Linked DNA regions of Homo sapiens: region 2 is linked to region 1. The links are chromatin loops, found by intact Hi-C in ENCODE. Cell type or tissue: psoas muscle. All regions are shown on one strand. Links, peaks and the distances in the headings refer to the core of each region. The heading gives the core; the rest is flanking DNA. Region 1 has its middle 51 kb from the start of LINC01358. Region 2 has its middle 7.5 kb from the start of LINC02777.

The links. Hi-C counts contacts between places; a loop is a spot of excess contacts. Peaks named below come from ENCODE experiments on the same cell type or tissue, not always from the same donor. Only the 100,000 strongest peaks of a DNase experiment are listed, where the experiment ranks them.
Region 2: a loop joins it to region 1, with 2.3 times the contacts of the local background. A loop is called at or near these places in 10 of 110 quality-filtered maps.

What each region holds. Positions count from the first base shown.
Region 1 is chr1:58,965,504-58,973,845 of GRCh38, forward strand. No RefSeq gene overlaps it. Among named protein-coding and RNA genes, the nearest start is that of LINC01358, 51 kb to the right of the region's middle. RefSeq lists an enhancer at 3,079-3,238. In psoas muscle, for the core only: a CTCF peak has its summit at 3,447; DNase peaks (open chromatin) are centred at 1,678, 3,358 and 6,378; H3K4me3 peaks cover 370 bases; H3K27ac peaks cover 7,626 bases.
Region 2 is chr1:58,907,516-58,915,857 of GRCh38, forward strand. No RefSeq gene overlaps it. Among named protein-coding and RNA genes, the nearest start is that of LINC02777, 7.5 kb to the left of the region's middle. In psoas muscle, for the core only: no CTCF peak of the experiment used is centred there; no DNase peak of the experiment used is centred there; H3K27ac peaks cover 1,970 bases.

The DNA.
Region 1 (8,342 bases), core at 129-8,128:
CTCAATAATCTCTGCCTCTCTAGTGGTGGCACCCAGAACACCTGCCCACATCTTGGTCCTGGGGAAAATGGGCAAAGTCCAGCATTAGAGAACAACTCCTTTGCCCTCCACAACTCTGTGTGGGCCAAAGTATGAAATATCTGTGGCTGGGTGGAATATTCTGGCAGATGCACTGAACACAGGACCTGGATGCTATGTGAACACGGCAGCCTGGCTGGGAAAGCTACCTGTCAGCCAGGCTCACTTCTCCCCTTAAATGGCATTCTCTTTCTTGGGGAAGAGTTTACCCACTCAGGGTTAGTGATTCCTATTCTCCTTGCAGGATGCTTGGACATGTGCTGTGTTGTTAATTCCTTTTTGTGGTCCTTCCTATTCAATCCATTTTACTGCCCTTCTTTGCAGGCCTTGAGCCCTAGAGAGCTAATGCCTAAGAACTATAATACATCACTCAGACTCCCTTATCCACTAACTTCTAGCTAGATTTGGTCAAAGGGAAGCTTTGGTGGGAGATAGGAGGCTGGGAGGAGAGAGAACCCAGGGGTCTATGCCTCCCTCCTTCCTGAACTCCTTTCTTGCTGCAGTCCCTGCATTGGCTGTGACCAGTATGGTGGTAACTCCCGGGGCAGGGGTGGGCAGGTTCTCTTTCTTAGCTCCAGCTCTCTCAGCCATCCCAGAACACATTCCTTCACTTCCCCTTCCCCCTTAGAGAGGTACGGGCCTTCCACTGTTGCTAGCTTGGGAGTGCATCAACTTCTCTTGCTGGCTTCCTTCACCTTGCCCTGACCTCTAAACACAATCCTGTTACTAAATTCTTTTCAACTAAGCCCTTCTGTGTAAGACTTGTTTCCTGCCATGATTCTGATCAGTACTTCCACGGAGGGTCTGCAAAGTACCTTAGAGACACTCCACCCTCGCCAAGAGCAGAACACAAATCTGCCCCTCTCCTTGCCCCCTGGTATCTTGGTGCCTTCCAAGAAGACAGGCAGAGGTCCCATGTGGGCACTTCTCCCATAGGCCCTGCCTATTTGACTGCAGAGCTGCAGAGGAAGCAGGCTCCATCACAGGTGGCCTCAGGGGCCATGGGGGTGGGGAGGTTGTGATTTTATTGCAAGAACAAAGACAAGTCATGGCAGATTTGGGGGCTGGGAAGTGCCATTATCTGATTTGTAATTTTAGAAAGATCGTTTTATCTTTCATGAGCAGAGCAGGTTCTAGAGAGTGAGTGCAGCCCAGGGAAGATATTTAGGAGACTGATGCAATAGTTTCTATTTGAGATTATGGCATGGCCACCATCAGAGACATCTGCCACCTCCATCATGAAGCCTCTGCCAATCACTCCACTTTGAATGAAATTCCTCCTTCCTTTTGTGTGCCCCAAACTTTGTTGTAGCATCTATCGCAGTCAGCCCCTGAGACCCTCTCCTCCTCTCTAGGGTGAGTTCCTTGGCCTCAGTGCTCACTCACTCCCAGGGTTCTAAGCTTACTGGGCAACGACATATCACTAAGCTGGCTGGTACTCTCTAGGCAAATGCAAATGGCTCAGAAGGTATAACACATTATGCCATCATCAACTATTAATATCTAATATCAGATCAGCCGGCATCATCTTGTCAAACTAGAAAAGAAAGTAAGCTTCTGCCAAACATCTGCCATGTGCTGGGCCACCTTCCAAAGATGCCTCATTCAATCCACCAGCAACCTGGGCAGTAGGTTCTCATCTCGCAATGTGGAAACCAAGGCCCAGAGGAGTGGCTGCCCAGCTTGTGAGTGACAGAGCCTGACTCAAACCCAGGTCTCCCTGTTTATTACAGAGGCAAATCAAGAAACATGCTGTCAGAAGAATGGGCCAAGGCTACTGAGGAAACTGGGCCTAGAAAGGTTAATTTGGATAATAACAAACAATTACAAATGGACAATAATGATATCTAGCTTCACACACTTTGTTGATGCCAACTGTCACCCACTGCTACAGCAGAGGGGCATGCTCCTGAGGCTGGGTTCCTCACTATTAGCTGTGGGACTGCACATGCACTTTACACTGCCTACTCAGGTTAAACATTACCTCCTCTAAGAAGCCCTCCTGGACCTCGCAAGTCCTGGATAGGTACACATGTATTTGCCTACAGAGGCCCTTGTAGTTGCCTCTACATACTTACATATGAGTGTATATAAATATACCTTACACTCTCTCTTTCTTCGTATGTATGGGATACATATACACATACATATATAGATATATACATACACATATACACATACAATATACATACATATATATGTATATATATGTGTGTATATATATAGTATATATGTATATTGTATGTGTATATACCTAACTAAAGCCTCAAGACTTCTGTTGACACCTCAAAGAGGGCTTGAGAGCTGTCCTCTATGCTGAAGACTGCAGAGAGGTGGAGGGTATAGACTTGTTTTCAGTGTTCTTGAGGGGGAAGGCCCAATAGGTGAAAGCTGCAGAGACATCAATTTTGATTCAGCCCAAGGAAAAACTTTCTAGTAGCGAGAATTTCCCCAGGATGCAGCAGGCTCCCTGGGGGAGCCTATGAGCGTGGGCTGGGAGAGGCAACTATGGAGAAGGCTACACTTTAAGTGGTGTAGGGAGGAGTGGGAACTGGATCCCTCTAATGGGGTCTTCTAGTTTTGTGATTGGGGGCTCTTTTACCATAAAAAAAACTATTATTTATTAACCTTCTATGAAGCGCTTATCTCCTTACAAACATGAATTCATTCAACCTCACATTGGCCCTGCAAGGTAGATATTATCCAGTTCATGGATAAGGAAATGAGGCTCAGAGAAGTGGGGTAGCTTGCTCATTAGAAATTGGCATAGAAACATGAGCTGCATCTCACACTAGAACTCCGTAGAATAAACCAGCTGCCCCCACTTTCCTCCAGCAGTTAGGTTCATACAAGTTTTACCCATGTCAGCAGCACAACAGAGTTCATTTGGTTTTGTTTTCATGTTCCTTTACTTCCTCTCCAGTATCTCTACCTTTTTCATGCTGAAAGTTGGCCAGCAGTCCAGACCATCAGATCTAATCTGCTCTGGGGGAGTAGGGGCCTGGCCTGGTTCACAGGCAGTCCCCAGACTGGGTGGTGCCTCCTGAACCCTCTTTATTCCTTCTAGAAGGAATCCACTGTTTACTACCTTGTTCCTGGACCTCTAGACACATTTATAAAGCCACAGAACCTGGGAGGGGTAAGGAGGTTACATGAAGCGTGGCAGCTACAGCTGACAGAAGGTTTCAGAAAGTCCTGTCGCTTCAGTTTCAAGTCTGATGAAAGAAAAAAAAAAAAAAAAAAAAGCTAAGCAAAGCCCAACGAGGCTGCCTGCCAGGAGTCTGTGAAACATGGCCCAGGCCAAAGCCAGTGTCAGCCAAGAGGGAAATTACAGGCCTTAAATGGCAGACAAGTCTGCAAAAGCCTCCTAGAGTTGTGTTTGGCAAATGTTTGTTTGCATACATGTTTGTTTGTGTGGATGTGTTTTTCAGCATGTATTTTTTTTTTTAGTTATGTATTTAGCTCTAAGATCGTTTTTAAAAACAATGTCAAAATTGTACTTTAAAATAATTTATTCCTGGTGAATATTTGGAGCAATTCCATTCAGTTTAGTTCAAGTCAGCAACTATTTACTGACAGTCTATTCCATGCCAGGCACTGAGATTGGCACTGGGCATCCTGGGTTGCTAAAGGGGCTGCCCCATTCTGAGCTAGCTCAGTGGCTGCTGTAGAAAAAAGTCAGCCCAAATGCCCATCAATGATAGACTAGATAAAGAAAATATGGTACATATACACCATGGAATACTATGCAGCCATAAAAAGGAATGAGATTATGTCCTTTGCAGGGACATGGATGAAGCTGGAAGCCATTATCCTCAGCAAACTAACACAGGAACAGAAAACCAAACACCACATGTTCTCACTCATAAGTGGGAGCTGAACAATGAGAACACATGGACACAGGGAGGGGAACAACACACACTGGGGCCTGTTGGGGGAGGGGAGTGGGGAAAGCATTAGAGAAAAGAGCTAATGCATGCTAGGGTTAACACCTAGGTGAAGGGTTGATAGGTACCACAAACCACTGTGATACACATTTACTTATGCAACAAACCTGCACATCCTGCACTTATACCCCAGAACTTAAAAGATAAAAAAATTAAAAAATTAAAGCAAACAACAAACAAACAAACAAAAGTGATAATCAGGTGAGAGAATGAGGAAGAGGAATATTGTTTTCTAAATGAATATAATAGTTGGCTTTATTTTACAGTAAACATGTAGTTTCAAAAATATTAAAAACAAAGCACAGACAACTTGACAAATTACCATTTGTTCCACCACCTAGAATTAACTAATTTTTATATTTGTCATATTTGAATTATACATTTGTATGTGTATAAAAATTTTTAAAGTGTTATTAATAAAGCTGTGGTTCTCCTCCAAGAAAAAAGAGAAAAAGACACATGCATGGAAAAGAATCCCAGAGGACCCTTGGGCCCAGATCATTTCAGTCCGGTGTGGCTGGGACAAAAGAGGGAGAAGCCTTAGTTCTTGGGGGAGAAGGAGTCAAGTAGGACTTTACAGGCATACAAAGGTCTGGAGGGGGCCCTTCCAGGTACAGGAAAGAAACCTAGGGGAGCTCATCTGAAGGTCAGGGATGGATGACTTGCTCAAGGTCCCACAGCTAGAAACTGGCAGCCTGAAGATTTGAACTCAGGTCTGTCACATTCTTCTCCACCCCAGCAAATAAACCTGAAGGTGAAAGCTGTGTGATTTGGCTGGAGGGCTATGTCCAGCCTCTTTAAATCCTTCCCATCCCTTAAGGACTAGCCAACTCTTACAAATTCTCAGTAGGCTAATCTAATATCCACTGCTGAGTTCCTAGAAAATATGTGCCTCAATATTGCTCGTTATCTTTTAATGAAGCTATGCTTTTCTCTTCAACAATATAAATACATATAAACATTTATTTCATTTTTAAAAAATAAAATAAAGATTTGTGGTTTTCCACTCTATGTCATGACAATGTTTGGCAAAAGAGATAGGAAGAATGATAAAACCATCTTCATGGGTAGAAATAATTTTAAATTCTGTTTTACTTCCGTCACACACAGCAGGTACTCAATAAATACTTGCAGTGCTGGCCTGGCTAGGCTGTACTTTTTTATGACAGTGTATTAGTCAGATATTGCCACCATCATGCTGGGTAACAAACCACACGAAACTCAGTTGCTTACAACTACAAGCATTTATTTTTCTCACTGAGAGTTGGCTGGATACCTCAGGTTCAAGGTGCAGGCCCAGGGCTTTGGGTCAGTTTGAGTCTGCTTCTTTTGTCTCATTCTGGGGGCCAGGCTGAAAGAACCTCAGACTTGCCCTTTTCATGGTGGTAAATGAGACATGAGACAGGAGCAGAAGCAAGAGATAAGTAGAAACAGATCAAGCTTCTTGAGGTCTCAGCCCAGAACTGTCATGCTGTTGTTTCCACCCCCATAACTTTGCCCAGGGCAAGTCAATGGTCAAGCCCAATATCACTGCACAGGAAGACACATTTGCCCACTCTAGGGGGAGGCACAGCAAAGTCAGATGGCAAAGGGTATAATTCTAAAAGAAACAGAACATGAAGAACTGAAGAAAGATTCTAGGATTTGAAGGTAGACTTGACTTCAAATCTGAATTATCATTTACCTGCTTTGGAGACTAGAGAAATCGCTTAACCTTTTTGCATCTGTCTCCTCATCTGTTCTTACCTCTCTGGGGTGTAATAAGACTATTTCCCATCCTCACTTACTGAGTGCTGACAATGTACCACTCACTGAGCTTAGCATTTTATGAACATCATCACACATAAGACAGGTAAGGTAGGAATCCATCTCCCATTTAATAGATGAGGAAACTGAGATTGATAGATGTTAAGTGACTTGCCCAAAGTCACACAGCTACATTCGAAGTTTCATGCCAGGTCTGTGTCACCTCTACTTAATGTAAATAAGGCGTGTACACTGTCTGCCACATAGAGGGTCCTTGTTTCAGGTGAATTTCTGTATCTTTCCCTCTTAGAGAGTCCTGGAAACTTCTAGGTCGCTGGACTTTTACTTTCTGATGAACTTCACCCAAGCTGATGTGACCAGCTACCATCACCCAAGTTTCAAAGTTCATTGTTGCTTAAAAAAAATAAGGCTATTATTAGCAGCAATCAGAGGGCAATCACATTTCCCAGTCAGGAGTCTTTGGGAGGAAGGTTGTTTGAAGCAATGCCTGGATGGTGTTTGTGGTGCCACATGTCTGGTGTGGAGGCAAATTTCGTAATGGCCATGCCTGTCAGGTGATGCCGAGACCTCTGCTCAGAACAGATATCTTTCCAGTCGGGAGTGGCTGCTCTGACATCGCTGGGGAAGGACAGCTAGCAGCTGCTCTTTTGCAAGACTTGATTCATACAGCATGGAAGATACTAGTAAGAGCAAGTCTTTAGATAAGAGACCTGATTTAAATCAGGGTTGTGCCTCTGACTGGCTGGGTGGCCTTGGCCCCTGGTGATGCTGTTCCCTCTGCCTGCACACCTCCTCAGGGCCAGCTCTCCACCTTAGTGTCACTTCATCTAGGAGATCTTCCCTGACGTTCTCAAGCTAACACACTGGACACCCCCAGGCTCTGCACTTAGATGATCTTAATTGCTTGTTTAATTGGCTGTCTGCTACAGGATAAGTGTTGTTTGAGAACAAGCCCTGATCAATGTTTGCCACTGAAATCCTACTTCCCAGAATGATGTCTAGTGCATAGTAGGCACTGTAGGAACATTTATTTATCTAATGAATTCAGTAATAAACTACTAAAAGCATACTGTTGATTTGTAACCTTTTGGTGGTGGATCCAATATTGTCTGTGCTATGGAAGCCCCTTGGCTCTAAATCCTTGCTAATCAAAGTGTGGTCCTTGGATGGACCTACATCACCTGAGGGCAGCCCAGTAGTTTTAACTGTGCAGATCCTGAAGAGGTACGGGTACTGCTTGAACAGTATACCATTCATTGAGATGGACAGATGATGATCTATTTGTTAAGAAATAAGTTGTCAAAACCTTGCTAGTGACTAGCTTCAAGAGCATGCCAGATGCCCCATGGTCCCCAGGGTGATTTTTTTTTTTTTTTAACTATCTACCAGGAGAAGGGGATGAGCCAGTGCTTATTGTCTAGTCTCACTTCTGGTCTGTGAGGCAGATATCATCATCTCCACTGTATGCAGGAGGAGGGTGAGGTCCAGAGAGATTAAATCACTTGCCCAAGTTCACACAGTTGGGAAGAGGCAGAGTGGGGATATCCCCTTTACATCAAGCTGACTCTCCCAGGAAAGCTACCCTTTTAACTCTGACAGTAAAACCTCTGCCTTATTCCACATTCTGTCCTTAAATCCTCTTCACACAGGAAAAGCTACATTCTCTGAAGCATGTGAATGGGCCCTTCTGGGTCTTCTACTAAATATATACCCCATGGCTCCCTCCATTCTAGCCATGATGGCCTGATTTCTGTCTCTTGAATACACCAGCTGATGCCTGTCCCAGGACCTTTGCAGTTCCTCCTGCCTGCAGAGTGTCCCCAGATCTCCCCATGGTTGCCTGCTTCTCATCATTCAGGTCTCACTCTGTGTCACCTCTTCAGAGAGACTTTCCCTAAACACTCTAGGGAAAGCAGTCCTCCTCCGCCACCAACAAACATTCATTCTCATTCCCATTTTATTTTTTTTCCACATCACTTAATTTATGCTAAATTACCATGGGCATTCATTCAGATGTCTTTTTTTCTCTCCATTAGAGTGGATGTTCTTTGAGGTCAGAGTTCTTGTCTGGTTTTGGTTTGCACTATTCCCAGGCTAGTGAATTGTAAGGATGATTCTAACACATTCTTGTGTTGAGACGTTTTTGTATCCAGTGGATTTATATCAGGGCTTGCATTGGCTTCTTGTCTTCAGAAGGAGAGCAGACCCTTGTCCAAGTGTCCAATCATGCTTCAGGGTGTCAGAGGGGCTCCGATTAGCTGTTCAGGTGGGGTCTTATCAGGGTGCATGCAATTATCCATGCAATTCCTGACCCCAGAAGGAAGTGATCCTTTTCATCATTTGCACCCTGATAGGACCCCACCCAAACAGCTAATCAGAGCCCCTGTGACATCCTGAAGCATGATTGGACACCTGGACAAGGGGTCGGCTCTCCTGCAGACGAGAAGGCAATGCAAGCCCTGACATAAATCCACTGGATACAGTAATGTCTCAACACAAGAATGTCTTAGAATCATCCATACAATTCACCTGAATTTGCCCTTGAGTCTA
Region 2 (8,342 bases), core at 24-8,023, 58 kb before region 1:
TTGTCTAAGTGGTTGCTTTCCCAAGGTTTTGCCATCTGTTGGACTCCAGTTCACGTTTCAAGACGCAGCCTCTGTCACTTCCTCTGTGACAGAATTAATCTGCACTCCCACAGCACTGGGTACTCACCTTCATTCACTCACAGATCCTCTTTGGCTTTGTCTCCACTGAGCACTGGGTCCCCTCAACTAGACCACATTGTGTTCTGTGCATCTCCTTGCACAAGTCGTGAGAACAGTAAGCTCTTAACTAGAGGCTGTGGAGTGAATTATTTTGGACAGAAATTTCCCCAAGAAGATTTGGTTTTGCTTTATTTTACTTTCAGTCACCAAAGGAATAAAAATGTTCCTAGGGACTTGTTAAGCCTTAACACTGAATATTGGAAAGGGGATATGCAATACAAATGCTTTCAAAAGGAAAGTCAATAAATATTTAGGAAAGTGACAAGAAGTGTTCAAACATGCTTGTTGTTGTTGCTAAATGTTAAAGCTTTATCAACCTTCTTTAATAGTTTTTAAATTTGTTTTTGTTTTTGTTTTTTGAAACAAAGTCTCACTCTGTCACCCAGGTTGGAGTGCAGTGGTGTGATCTCAGCTCACTGCAACCTCTGCCTCCTGAGTTCAAGCAATTCTCCTGTTTCAGCCTCCCAACTAGCTAGGACTACAGGTGCCCGCCATCATGCCTGGCTAATTTTTGTATTTTTATTAGAGACAGGGTTTCACCATATTGGTCAGGCTGGTCTTGAACTCCTGACCTCAGGTGATCCACCCTCCTCAGCCCAAAGTGCTGGGATTACAGGCATGAGCCACCGTGCCCGGCCTTTAATAGTTTTTTCTAAATTTAAAATTCTAGCAATAACTCTACTTGTATAAAAGAAACATTTTACTTTCTACTCTTTTGTATCCTTTAACAAGTATGTGTTGCTTTTTCTTTAACATGTATGTTTCTCTTTAAAACGTTTGTATCCCTTTTTAACTAGAAAATTTTTATTAGAAAAGATACAATTATTGAAACAAAAAATTAGTTTCCTAAGAGATTTGAGAGATCATTGAGATAAATCCTTTCATATTCCAGAGTGTGTGCTGGGCAGGAGGGTTGAAAGGGAAGGAGGAAAAACTAAGAAACTAATGGGACCCAAAGAATTTAAGGTATTCAGCAGAAGCCTCACAAGCAATAAGTGGCAAAGTCAATACTGGAACCCAGTTCTCTGAATCCATGTCTCTTGATCCTTGCACAACACTTCTCAAATTTCTTTGGACTGGCAAAAGGCATTTGAGCAGAGATACTCTTGTCATCCCTGGAGTTAGAATGTGAGCTCCATGCCTCAACTAGGATTATTTGGATGAAGTTAAACCATGCACAGCTCCAAATTCAAAGGAGTCAAGGAGAAAATTTATCCATGAATAAGGGTTTATATCACCTTACTTGCTGAGTGACCTTGGTCAGGTTACTTAACCTCTCTGAGGCTTAGTTTTCCTGTCTTTCATATGGTGCTAACAGTATGTTTCTTGTAGGATTTGGCGAGGTTTCAATGAAATAGTGTGCATAAAGTACTTACCAGTTTTTAGAGGGAAACGTTCAATAAATTATAGGCATTATAATAATTATTATTATTGCTGCTCTGCTACCCAGACTTGTATTGAAGGAGAACTTATTAATTTCAAATAGGCACTATGTAGACAGTTCTTCCTGCCCTAACGCTCAGGTGCCAATTCCATAAGCACTTTGACTTAAGAAATCTGTTTTCTGAGGAGGTGGTGATTGAAATGGGGATCATGTATAGAGGAGCCTGCATGACTGGTCTCCCTGTCACCAGGCATTTTCCTGTTTCCTAGATTCCTTGATATCACTTTTTTTTTTTTTTTTTGGCTTGGGCTTTGCAAAACTTCCTGGTGGGTAGTTTTAGTCATCCTTCCTAGCAGTTTGCAAGAGTATGTTATGAAGCTGGAAATCATTTAAAAAATGTCCTGATGTGTCAGAAAAAGGGAAGAAGAAGGATGATGGCTCCTCTTGTTCATTCATTTGAAATATTGATTACTAGTTCCTCTTTCTTTAATCTTTAATGGAGATTTTCTTTTCTTTTTCTCTTGTCTTCACAGACTTCTATTTACCATTGAAAAGAAAAGCAACCATAATACCCTGGCATCTACAAAGGAGAACCATTTACTTAAGCATCTACCTACTCGTTTGACATATGTTATTAAATACTTACTGCATTAGGCCCTGTGCTAGGCAATGACATACAGACATGAAGGTTACATAAACTTGTTTATGAAACATGGACTCTTACAGACCTGGGTTCAAATCTCTGCTTTGTCCATTTCTAAAGATTGGATCTCAGGCAGGTTAGCTACTTATCTCTCTGAACCAACTCCTTCTCTCAGATTCCCTGTCTCAGCCATGGCATCACCGTCATCTTTTTGTCCCAGTTTAGAAAGCTCAGAATGATTTTATTCTCCCCCTGAACCCTCTACCTAATGTTCTGTCCATCACCCAGCAATGCACAATTTAATTCCTAAATATTCATTGAATGTATCTTCCCCTACATCTCCAATTTATTTAACAAATATTTATTGAGGGCCTGCTCTGTCCCAGGCCCTCTGCTGGCACAGGGATACCTGTCCCTAAGGAGCTCCCTGGCTGGTCAGGTGCATCCATAAATACACAATTTCTCAATAGCAAATGGGTGTAGCGATAATAAAAGCCCACTTTTATTGCACGCTTAATCACTGCTGGACACTGTTCTAAGAGCATTATATACATTAAACCACTTAATCATCACAATAACCCTAAGAGATAGGTGATATTAGTATCTTTACCTTATAGATAAGGAAACCAAGACAACAGAGTGAATAAACAACTTGGCCAAAGTCACACAACTCACTAGCAGTGGAGGAAGGTGCAATGGCTTATAAAGTTGGCTTAAAAGCTATAGCTGTAACCACTAGTGAGCTCAGGTTCTGCTTTGAGGGCATTGGAGAGGGGTCCCTGGGGAGGAGCTCCTAACCATATTAAAGGTCCTTCTTTGAGCTGTTGTCTATGCTGAGCCTTACAATGTGAGTAGGGTTTAGCCAGAACAATTCTCCCCATCCCCCCACACCCTGCTCTGTGGGCCTCACCTTGACCAGTTTCTTCATTGATCCCACTCTTGTTGGTCCATTCTTCTCACATGTGTCACAGTGAGCTTTCTAATCAAATCTGATCATATTATTACTACTTTTTTTTTCTTTTACTTTTTCTTCTTTAGATACAAGGTCTTGCTCTAATGCCCAGGTTGGAGTACAGTGGCGGAATCATAGCTCACTACAGCCTCAACCTCCTGGGCTCAGTCGATCCTCCTATCTCAGCCTCTTGAGTGGTTGAGTGGCTGGGACTACAAGCATGCACCACCACAACCCACTAATTTTTAAAATAATTTTTTTGTAAAGATGGGGCTCTCCTTACGTTGCCCAGGCTGGTCTCGACCTCCTGGACTCAAATGATCCTCCTACCTCAGCCTCCCAAAGTGCTGGAATTATAGGTGTGAGCCACTTTGCCTAGCTTTAATGTTTTGGAATGTCTTTCCATCATCCACAGGATAGAGTCTAAACTCCTCAGCATGATCATGAGGCCTCCACAATGTGGCCATGTGGCCCACCTAACTCCCAGCCTTGCCCTACCCTTCCTGCCTTCAGCCACACCCACTCACTGGTAGGCCCACTTCTGCCTCCATCTGTGTCAGATTCTATCCCTCAGCTCCTATGAGGCTTTCCACCCTCATCTTTCTAGGATACCTTCCTGGATCCCACAGGCAAAGTTAACTACTCTCAATAGTACAACCCACCACACCCCAAATACATGTATTTTAGCTCTTCTCCTTCTGAGTTAGAACAGTTGACTTTTGAATCCGTCTACTTTATTATATAGTGAGCCCCTTGAAGGGTATTTCCCAGATCCTAACAGGGCCTGGTACTAGTGAATCCTTAGCATGAATGAATGAATGAATGAGTAAATGAATGAATATTAAGAACCAGGACCAGACTTTAAGCTTTTTTATCTGTTGCAGCTCATAGCATAATGCTGAGGACGTTCAGTATCCAGTCAAATATTGATTTTCCTTTTACACATCTATGGGGTACAATCATGCCCCAACAGAACTAGAAAAGGGAAAATACTATCCATAAAGTCAAAACTGTATCATGAGAAATGCGCTGGACAGGTGGCCAGGAGATCTGGGATTGTCGTCCAGGCCCTATCACCAACTAACATGTGACCTTGGGCAGGATATTAACCCCCATTTCCTCAGCTATAATACTGCCATGAAAAGTCTAAAAGGGCGTGAGTGCTGAAGAAATTTGTAAACTGTAAAGCACTGGGCAAGCCAGAGACATCACTGGCTTCATTCCTCCAGCTACTCTCCAAGGATTAATCTAAAGGGTATACTCAGCGCTACTGCAGGCCATGGGGCAAGCCTTTCTCACCCTTTCTCCTCTTCTTGGCCTGAGTCCAGGAAGATTTCCATCTGTACCTTGTCTGCAAGCCAGACTCTGAACCTAGGGTTTGGAAAAACAGGCAGGTTATATTCATCCAGGTGTATCCTGTATACATACTGAGCTGTAAAGCCAAGTTTGTTCTCAGAATAAAGTGAGCACACATATGTGCGTGTATGTGTATGTGTGCTGCTTTCATTAGCACAGCAAGGTTCAGCACAATAGAGGCAGCTGTGGAGTAGTGGCAAGAGCTCTGAACTTGACATCATTTAGGTCTTAATTTCACCATTGTCATTCCTGCGCACGCTGAGCGACTTTTGTTATATTCTTAACCTCTTACGGCCTCCCTCCCTCCTCTCTAAAATGAGGTAATGCATTTGCCGTAGATTCATTGTAAAGATTACACAAGGAATGTAAGGTGGCTAGCACAGTGCCTGGTATATAGTACATAGTACATATATATTTGTTTGTTGATTTCTATTTCTATTAATAATAATTATAACTAACATTTTGTATGCATTTTCTATGCATCAGGCTTTATGCTAAGCATTTTACATGTGTTATATGGAGTAAGTCTCATGACAACCTTAAAAAATAGATACAGTTGATCCTTGAACAACACAGTTTGAACAGCAAGGGTCCATTTATATGCAGATTTTCACCCACCTCTGCACATCTCAGACAGCAAGATCAACTCCTCCCTTCTACCTCCCCTTCAGCCTACTCAACATGAAGACAAAAAGGATGAAGACATTTATTATGATCCACTTCCACTTAATGAATAGTAAATATATTTTCTTTTCCTTATGATTTTCTTAGCAATATGTGCTTTTCTCTAGCTTACTTTATTGTAAGAATACAGTATATACTAATAGTACATATAACATACAAAATATGTGTTAATTGACTGTTTGTATTATTGGCAAGATTTCTAGTCAAAAGTAGGCTACTAGAAGTTAAATTTTTGAGGAGTCAAAAGTTATACGTGGATTTTCAATTGTGCAGGGGGTTGGCGCCCCTAATCCCCATGTTGTTCTTCAGTCAACTGTATTGTTATTCTTCCTTATAGACTAGAAGACTGACACTCTGATGGGTTAAGCTGCTACCCCAAGGTCAGAATAGAGCTGGTAATTAGAGGAACCAGGGCTCAGATACATTTCTCTATATTCTAAAGCAATGCTTTTGGGACTTCTAATGAAATATGTCTGTTTAAGTCAACATTTTTGCCCTTATTACCAGGAAATTATACTAAAGGGACAATAAAAATAGGAGGGAAAGTAGAAGACTCAAATAATAGAAGTATAAGCTTAATTACATAAGTATCCATATAAACAGACACACTAAGGAAAATGTTGTTGACTGAAATGGGTTTGTTAAGAAGGAGGAAGATAAGCACACTAATTGTGTCATCATTTATAATGAACTAGCAGATAGTGTCCAAAAAGTAGAGAGAACTAAGGATGTTTTATAAATATATAAACTGGTAACCACTAAAATAGAAATGTAACCCATCTTAAATAGCAGAGAAAGCACAAACAAAAAACAAAATAGAGCTGTTTTTATAGTAAATGACATACATACGTCCATAAATGCAAGCTAGACTGACTTCTGATTCCAGCCAACATGAATAAGAGGGACTGGATTATTTTCACACTTGGAACAACCAAAAATACCGAAGTATATGAAATAATGGCTGTTAAGACACTGGACACCAGGCAATAAAGAACAGCAATCCCTAAAATAAAGGAAACAAATGAGGTGAGCCTACAACTGCTTCAGTTTACTGCCTGGAGGCAGTGTTCAGGCTGTGACATAAGGAAGGGACCCAGACAGAGTCCAGCAGACTTCTGGAGTAGAGGAGATGAAACTGAGAGTTCAGAGAGACCATGGTAGACAGAATTCACAGGACAGAGTACTGGAGAGGATAAAGCCACAGGGAGAGAAGGCTTCAAAGATCCACAGAAGATTCTGGTCAGCATACACATGTGAGGAAGCTATCCAAAGCTGGGGGAAGAACCCAACAAAAGGATTAGAGGGAAAAATACCCATCGCTGCCATACTTGTGACTAACTCATGGGTCAGAGAAGAAATCAGAAGGAAATTATGAAGTATTTCAAACTGAATGAAAATCAGAATACCATACATTAAAATTTGTGGAATGCTGCTAAACAGTACTTAGGGAAAATTCATAGCACTAACCACCTATATTAGTAAAGAAGAAAGTTCCAAATCAATGACTTCAGCTTCCACCTTAAGAAACTAGGAACAGAAGAGCAAATCAAAACCAAAGTGCGTGGAAAAAAGAAATGGGTAAAAATCAGAATGACAGTCAATATAATAGAAAATAGAAAGATAATGAAGAAAATCAGTGAAACTGAAAACTGGTTCTTTGAGAAAAATCAAGAAACCTCTGGGAACTTAGATAAAATGGAAAAATTCCTGGAAAGACGCGAACTATCAAACCTCACTTGAGAAGAAATAGGTAACCTGAATTGCCCTAAATCTAGTAAGAAAACTGAGTTTGTAGTTGAAAATCTCCCCACAAATATAATTCCAATTCCAATTGGTTTCACTGATGAATTCTACCAAACACTTAAGGAAGAAACATAAATTTGACACAGACATCCTGAAAACTGAAAAGGAGAGAATACTTTACAACTTATTTTAAGATTCCATAACTACCCTGATACCAAAGCCAAATATGTTAAAATGAAAAAAAAAAGACAAACAAAAAAACTACAGACCAATATCCATAATGAATACAAATCAAAAAATTCTAAATAAAATTTTAGCAAATTGAATCCAACAATATATGAAAACAATAATACCTATGCCCAAATGGAGTTTATTCAAGGAATAAAAATTTTGTTTAATATTAGAAATCAGTTAATAACATTTATTTTATTAACAAGGCAAAAAATAATAATCATGCTTATCTCAATAGATGAGACATCCATTCTTGACAAAATCTCTAAGTAAATTAAGACTAGAAGGGAACTTCCTCAACTTGATAAAGAGCATATAAGAAAAATGTACACCTAACATTATACTTAATGGTGAAAGACTAAGTGTGTTCTCCCTAATATTGGGAAAAAGACAATGACATCTACTCTCATCACTTCTATTCAACATTGTAATGGAGTTTTTGTCCAATGCAATAAGGCAAGAAAAAGAAATAAAGGGAATCCAGATTGGGGAAAAAAAAATAAAACTCTTTATTCTCAAAAACATGATTGGGCTGAGTGCAGTGGCTCATGCCTGTAATCCCAGTACTTTGGGAGCTCATGGAGGGCAGATCACTTGAGGTCAGAAGTTTGAGACTAGCCTGGCCAACATGGTGAAATCCTGTCTCTACCAAAAATACAAACATTAGCTGGGCGTGGTGGCACGTGCTTGTAGTCCCAGCTACTTGGTAGGCTGAGGCATGAAAATCACTTGAACCTGGGAGGTGGAGGTTGCAGTGAGCAGGGATTGTGACACTGCACTCCAGCCTAGGTGACAGAGTGAGACCCTGTCTCAAAAACAAAAACCAAAAAAACCCATGATTGCCTAGTAAGAAAATCTGATGGAAAAGAGAAAAGTAGTACTAGAACTAATAAGTGAGTTCAGCAAGATTTCAGGATACAGGATTAATATTGGATTAAAATTATATTTTTATATCATAGCAATGAACATTGAACATTCAAGTTGTAGAAAATAACCTTTACAATAGCATCAAATAATGTGAAGTACTCAGGGAGAAGTCTGACAGAAGATGTCAGACACTGTACACTGACAACTACAAAACATTGCTGGGAGAAATTACTGAAGACAATAAAATGGAGAGACGCACCTTATTCATGGATCCAAAGACTCAATATTTTTAAGAGGTAAGT